2 separate regions of the Homo sapiens genome follow, and region 2 is linked to region 1. The links are chromatin contacts, found by Hi-C or POLR2A ChIA-PET in ENCODE. All regions are on one chromosome and are shown on one strand. Each heading gives the region's core, a stretch centred on a gene start or an enhancer-like site at or near the end of the contact. The rest is flanking DNA. Distances are from core to core; before and after follow the strand shown. Region 1 holds the start of SOD3 (superoxide dismutase 3). Region 2 has its middle 30 kb from the start of LGI2.

Region 1 (3,056 bases), core at 395-2,894:
GAAAGTTCCCAGTAAATGGCAGCTCTTAGCTATCAGAGAGAGCTGCTGGTAGAGATTTTAAGGACCATTAGCTAAGAGATGCTATGGACACTGTGAGAGGAGGTCCCCTTGAAAGGCTCCAAGAAGGAGGATCCAGAAAGAGGGAGAAGCAGAGAAAGTGATGTTGAAGGACTCACCTAAATGACATGGCCCAATGTGGTACTACTACCCCAAAGCCCCAGGGAGTAGGCAGGAAAGTGGGGTAACTCTCCTGCCAGACCTGGACATGAAGTTCCCCATCATCAAAGACACCTTCCTCCTAAGACAGCCCTGCCACTCAGAAGGGCTCTGCTGCTTAGAAAGTTCTCCCTAAAAGCACAGAGCAAAACCAGATTGTTTTGGGTGTGTCAGTGAGCTTTCTTTTTCAAGAATCCTTGGGAAATAAACATTTTAAGGAGATGTTTTTCTCTGAAACCAAAAGAAGAGCCAGGCATGGTGGCTTATGCCTGTAATCCCACCCCTTTGGGAGGATGAGACAGGAGAATCATTTGAGTACAAGAGTATGAGACCAACCTGGTAGAGACCCCCATCTCTAGCAAAAAAAAAAAAAAAAAATAGCTGGGTGTGGTGGCATGTGCCTGTAGTCCCAGTTACTCAGGAGGTTGAGGTAGGAGGATCGCTTGAGCCCGGGAGGTAGAGGCTGTAGTGAGCCGTGATAGTGATCGTGCCACTACATTCCAGCCTGGGTGCTGGGTGACAGAATGAGACCATGTCTCAAAAAAAAAAAAAAAAAAAAAAAAAAGAGAAGAAGGAGGAGGAGGAGGAAAAGGGGGAAAGAAAATTCTCCCTCAAACCCAGGTAAACTCTGACTTCTTGTTTCTTAAGCCTTTGACACCTCTTCCCCTCGGGACCAACTTGATTCTTCTCCCACAGCCTCTTGCTCAGTTTGAGCTGTGAATGACCAAGTGCCTTTTTAAGGGCCTCCTTTGTACGTGGATCTGGAAGGGAGGACGGTGTTATCAGAGAAAGAGGACAGTGTTATCAGAGAAAGAGGACAGGGGCCCTTATCCTGAACCAAATAGAGGCACCAAGCCTTTATCTCCTTCCTGGGTCTGTATCTGGGAAGAACCTGCCCCTCTTGAGCCTTGGGTGTGTTTCATCCCTCAGCTGTCTCCTAGAAGGAGCTCTTGCTGGGAGCCTGAGCTGGCCAGGGCCTCTCTGCTTTCCTAAGGAGGTGGCTTTTTAGAGTACCTGCTGTCCCATAAGTGGCTCCCGACACCAAAGCCATGCAACATCTAGAAAGGCCCCCTTTCTCGTCACTCCAGATTCCTTTTCCTAACACTAAAATCCTCTTGGACTGGTCTTTGCAGATCCACAGGAGGAACGGTTTCTTCCTCCCCTCCTTGCCTTCCTCCCCGCTCACTCCACCTCCCCACTAACCCCTCAGAGCAGCCAGGGAAAGTACATTTCCTTCCCAAGAAGATGATCCAATTTGTTCCCAAGAAGAGGCCCGTTGCCCCAACCCAGCTTCAGACTCAATAAGCACACTCCGAGAAGAACAAAATGAACCTCAACTTAGCACCCACCTTTCCAGCTCCTCCAAGAGAGCTTTCTCTCCTGAAAAGAGAGCTGCACCCAGCCAGCCCAGGAACGCAGGCTGTCCCTGGAGCCTGGGCTGTTAGCGCGAGTGCAGGAGGCCAGCCCAGAGGAGTGGTCAGCGTGAGGGAGCCAGTCATTGGGCCAGTTCAGGGAGGAAAAGCAGGCCAGACCTCCCCGGGTTGTAGAATTGCTTCGCCTCCACCTCCTCCCGCTCTGTCCCCACCTCCTCTGCCCCTCCCATTTTTGGGTTTTCGGGCCAAGGATTCCATTCCGCGACTTCACCGGCTTGTAGCCAGTGACCTTCAGCACACAGCAGGGGAATAAAAATGAGAAAGAAAATCGCCTGTTTGGAGAGGTGTACAATGACCTCTTTATTGAGAGGCCCTTTGCTTTTCTGTAAGTCAATAACTTATTGACTTATTTTTGCTGCATGGAAATGGGCACCTTGCAAATGTGCGTGGCATTTGCTCCAGAGCTGTGCTGTCATACCTATGAGAGCAGAGCAGCGGGTGGGTCGTGATGACACACTCAGGCTGCAGAGTCCCAGCCTTGTCACTTCCTATCTGTGTACGCCTGAAGCAGCTGCACCACTCCCTGCACCTCCTTTTCATCATCTGTAAAATGGGGGTGTGAGGCTGTCCACCCCGCACGCCCACCGTGAAGATCCAATGAGATCATTACTCGCCCAGTGACAACACAGTGGCTGGCACTAGCCGCACTCATAAGTAATCATCATTGTCATTGTCGTTACCGTTATTATTAAAGAGATGAAGGAGTCTTTTTAAAAAATGTGTTGTCTGGGAGAACTAGGAGTGTTTCCCTCCCGACGTCTGTCCTTTTTTTGCTGCCATGAACTTTTCTCAATCATAGCAGCCCTTTCCAAAAATAGAAGCTCTTCTTTCCCAGAAAAGCCCATGTGGGAAAAACCAGGCAGCCTGCTTGCTGGCCTGCCCGTCCTCCTGCATTCCTGCAACAAATGTTTATTGGGTGCTCATCCATTCCAGTCACCATGCTGTATGCCGGGCACCCACAGCTGCATGAGTCACCTTGGGGGTTCATACTCTGGGGACGGAGACAACAACGTCAGTAAATGCATCCAGTACAGAGTGGGGAGCGCAGCGACGAAGAATGAACAGGGCCTCGTGAGGTCCCAAACACCCGTTTCGGTGGCAGGAAAGCTTATAAAAAATCTAAATCTCTGGATCCCACCCCAGGATGGGTGACTTAGTTACCAGCAGGAGCTTCCTAGAATCATCTTGGAAAAACTCAAACTAATGATCTTTATCCAGGGACAGGCATTCTGCGAGATAAGAGGGAGACTTCCCAGAACTGAGACTCCAGCCCTTCCACCCTACCGTCCTTCCTTCTGGCCCGCTGAGAACTCAGGCACCAGTAGCTCAGTCTTGCACCTCTGCATTCTGTTGGTAGGCGTAGTTATCCTCAACTAATGAGTTTTCAGAGTTCCCCATGCCACCCAC
Region 2 (3,001 bases), core at 89-2,588, 270 kb before region 1:
GATGGAGCTGGGACTTGAACCCAGAGAGACAGGCTTCAGTGTCTGTATTCTTACCTGACACTCTGTAATTGGCCGGTGGCCTCTGAAACCTGCCATGCTCCCCCACCACCTTGTCAGCTTCCTTACTTCTGCACTGAGGACCTTGCCTGCTTGTACTTACTTGTACCCTTCTTGGTCCTACCCACCACAGGGCCTTTGCACACACACTGCCCTCTGCTGAGCATGCTCTTCCTTCCTTTCTAAGCAACAGTAACTTCTCACTTTCAGACATTGGTTCAGGGATGCCATCCATGAGCTCCTCAAGTAAGTCAAAGTCCTGAGAGAGGCTTTCAGAGCACTCAGAACTTCTTCTGTGCAGCACAGGCCTCAATTCTACCTCCTATTGGTTTGGATGATGATTTGATAATGTCCCTGCCTCCCCTCTCTCCACTTCCTCCAACTCAAGTGTAAACTCCATGAGGACGGTGTGTTTTGCTCTCTGCTGTCCCTCCAGGACCTGACATAGGCTCTGACTCACAATATTCCCAGAATAAGGAAATGGATGAAGGGGATGTTGATGAATCGATAACTTGATTTTCAAAACAGTCCTTACTGATGCAGTTACAGAAAAGCTAACAAGGGGAGAACAGAACTAAAACTGTGGTTTTGTTGCACAGAGTTCTGGTTGTCATTCTCAGTGTGATCTGCCATCGTCGGCACCTGGTGCATGGAGCAGAGAACAAGCAGGCTCTGCAGAGGAGAGAGCCTAGATCCTGGGACCAGAAGACCTTGACATGTACAGCCCATTCTCAGGGCTGATGTCTGTCATATTTCTGTGAATTTCAGATGCTCTTTTGTCTCCTTCAAATTTTAACGTACTTGAAAGCAAAATTCATCTTATAACAGAGCCATACACTTAATGAAGTGCATTTTTTGTTGGTCCCTGTGAAGCAGTTATGAAATCAATGGTGAGTACCACAATCAATGGTATTTGGGAATCAAGGAAATTCTATCTGTGGCCCTGGGTAAATTCTTTGCCTTTCTGAGTCCTAATTCCCTTATCTATAAAAGGGCAGGGTTGTTGTAAATATTGGAGATGTATGTAATGGCCTTAGTACAGTGACTTGTAGCTTTAATTCATCGATGGAAAGTCTATTATGCGTTTCATAAAATATGTGTCAGATTAGTGTTTTGTTAGACTAATCCATATACTTGCATGGTCAGTCCTATATTTGGCTACTCAATTTTAGAGAAGAAATGAGAGAGAAGATTTTGAGGGCTCTGTCTTCTTTACATTTTAATTAATTCTGTCTAAAACCTCTTGCTCATATCTGTAAGCCACCAGCACAGCCAGGGGAGGGAGGCACCCTCTAACTCATCACAAGGGTGCGCTCTTAAGGCTCAATTTCGTTCACTCCTCCATTTTCTAAAGAATCTGCAAACATTCTACGTAGAACTTTGTTTCACCCTTACGTTGAAAATGATATGGAATTTGACTCATCTACAAAGCACGTCACTTTTTATTTTATTTTTTAACTCAGGGCAATTACTTGTTCTATTTCTGCATCTAATGCTCTTCCCAGTTTATTCTTGGTGACTGTTAGTCAGCGCAGCTATATTTCAGTAAAAGATTCTATTTGCTCCCAACCAGTAACGGGAGTATGGGGTATAATCTCAGTAAAGTCATCTGGAGTCTTCATTTACGTCACTGTTTGCTTTTCATCGACTTAAGCCAGGACATGAGCAATGATATAAATTAAGCCTTCAGATGATTCTGTGGAAAATTATGGCTCTATGAAGGACCTCCCTTTACCCTTAAAAATATCACAGGCCCAAGAGCTGTCTTAATCACATTTAACTTGGCAGACTAATGTGTACTAAGAATAAACTAGAAAACATACATTCCGATTAAAAACAGAAGAAGCAATTGCTGAATTAGGGCAGAGAAAGAGTATAAAATGGATTGATGACACCTTCCAAGTAAAGAGGTCTGAATCCCTTTTCTGATGATTGGGGGAGTCCGCCATGGTGAGAGAGTTCAAAGCAGACCTTTCCCACTGACTAACTTTTGTGGATGTTGGCAAATATTTTTCCTCTTTATTTATGCTACTGTGATAAGGTTTTCTATTATTGGCTGTGGAACATATTTCTTGTCTTTTAACAGTTGATTTAACATTTGGAAAAAGCAAAAAACATCGAGCGCTAAGCTGGGTGAATGATGTTGGTGATGAAGTAGAGTAGTGGAGTGTGTATATGTGTGTGTGTGTGTGTGTGTGTGTGTATGCAAAAGAGAGAGAGAGACAGAATTTTCCCAATTGATTATAGTGGGTTGAATGATGCCCCCTCCCCTCACCCAAAAAAGATATATCTATGTCTTCATCTGTGGAATCTGTGAATGTAGCTTTGTGGCAGGCTAGGTCTCACTAACGCAGACCTCCATAACAACTGTTTCAGCACTGACTGAGTGGTTAAGTTAAATATTAAAGCTGAGAGAGCCAGTGCCCTTATACAAAGGCAGGAAGGTAACAAAAGCCCACCAAGAGTTTTGCCCAGGGCTTTCCTGGGCCTTGAAGCATGACAAGATAATAAAGGAATTCTTAACAGGAATTCTTAATCTGTTTAGAATTAAACAAGTTTTATTGGGGGTCTGAAGAAACTCCCCTGGCCTCCACGAATAAGTTTATTGGGGGTCTGAAGGAACTCCCCAAACCTCCATGATTTAGCAGGAGACAAGATAAGGGAATCACCCCAGCATCTGGACCCATTTAGATTAAGTAAATTTACTGAGGCTCCAGAGGAAGGTCTTCAGGACTCAGATCTTAGTTATAGATTAGAAGAAGTTCATCACTTATGTCTTTAGATGAATGCACACTTACACCTAGACATATAGCTTAGAAGGTATATAAGCTCCAGAAAACTTTGTAATTTTGAGTTGGTCTGGTGATATTTTCCAGGCCTTCCCCCTGTAACCTGTTACAGAAATAAAAACTCCCTCCTTTCCCAGCTAATCTGCATCTCATTA

The links. Hi-C counts contacts between places; a loop is a spot of excess contacts on that map. ChIA-PET counts read pairs that join two places held with the same protein, here RNA polymerase II (POLR2A). Pooled maps may share reads with other maps.
Region 2: a map of ascending aorta shows a loop between it and region 1 (3-fold over the local background). The contact joins the enhancer-like site here to the promoter of SOD3 in region 1. A Hi-C loop is called at or near these places in 2 of 168 maps with a recorded cell type or tissue (ascending aorta and tibial artery) and 6 of 50 pooled maps. POLR2A ChIA-PET finds 5 or more read pairs at or near these places in 1 of 52 experiments (H1).

Annotation. Positions count from the first base shown.
Region 1 is chr4:24,794,161-24,797,216 of GRCh38, reverse strand. It overlaps SOD3 (superoxide dismutase 3), which reads right to left and starts at 1,644. Exons shown (of 2, transcript NM_003102.4): 1 at 1,566-1,644.
Region 2 is chr4:25,059,493-25,062,493 of GRCh38, reverse strand. No RefSeq gene overlaps it. Among named protein-coding and RNA genes, the nearest start is that of LGI2, 30 kb to the right of the region's middle. Within about 2 kb of position 1,338, at least 2 of the 41 ENCODE cell types and tissues checked have a DNase peak (open chromatin) inside an H3K27ac peak, as active enhancers do.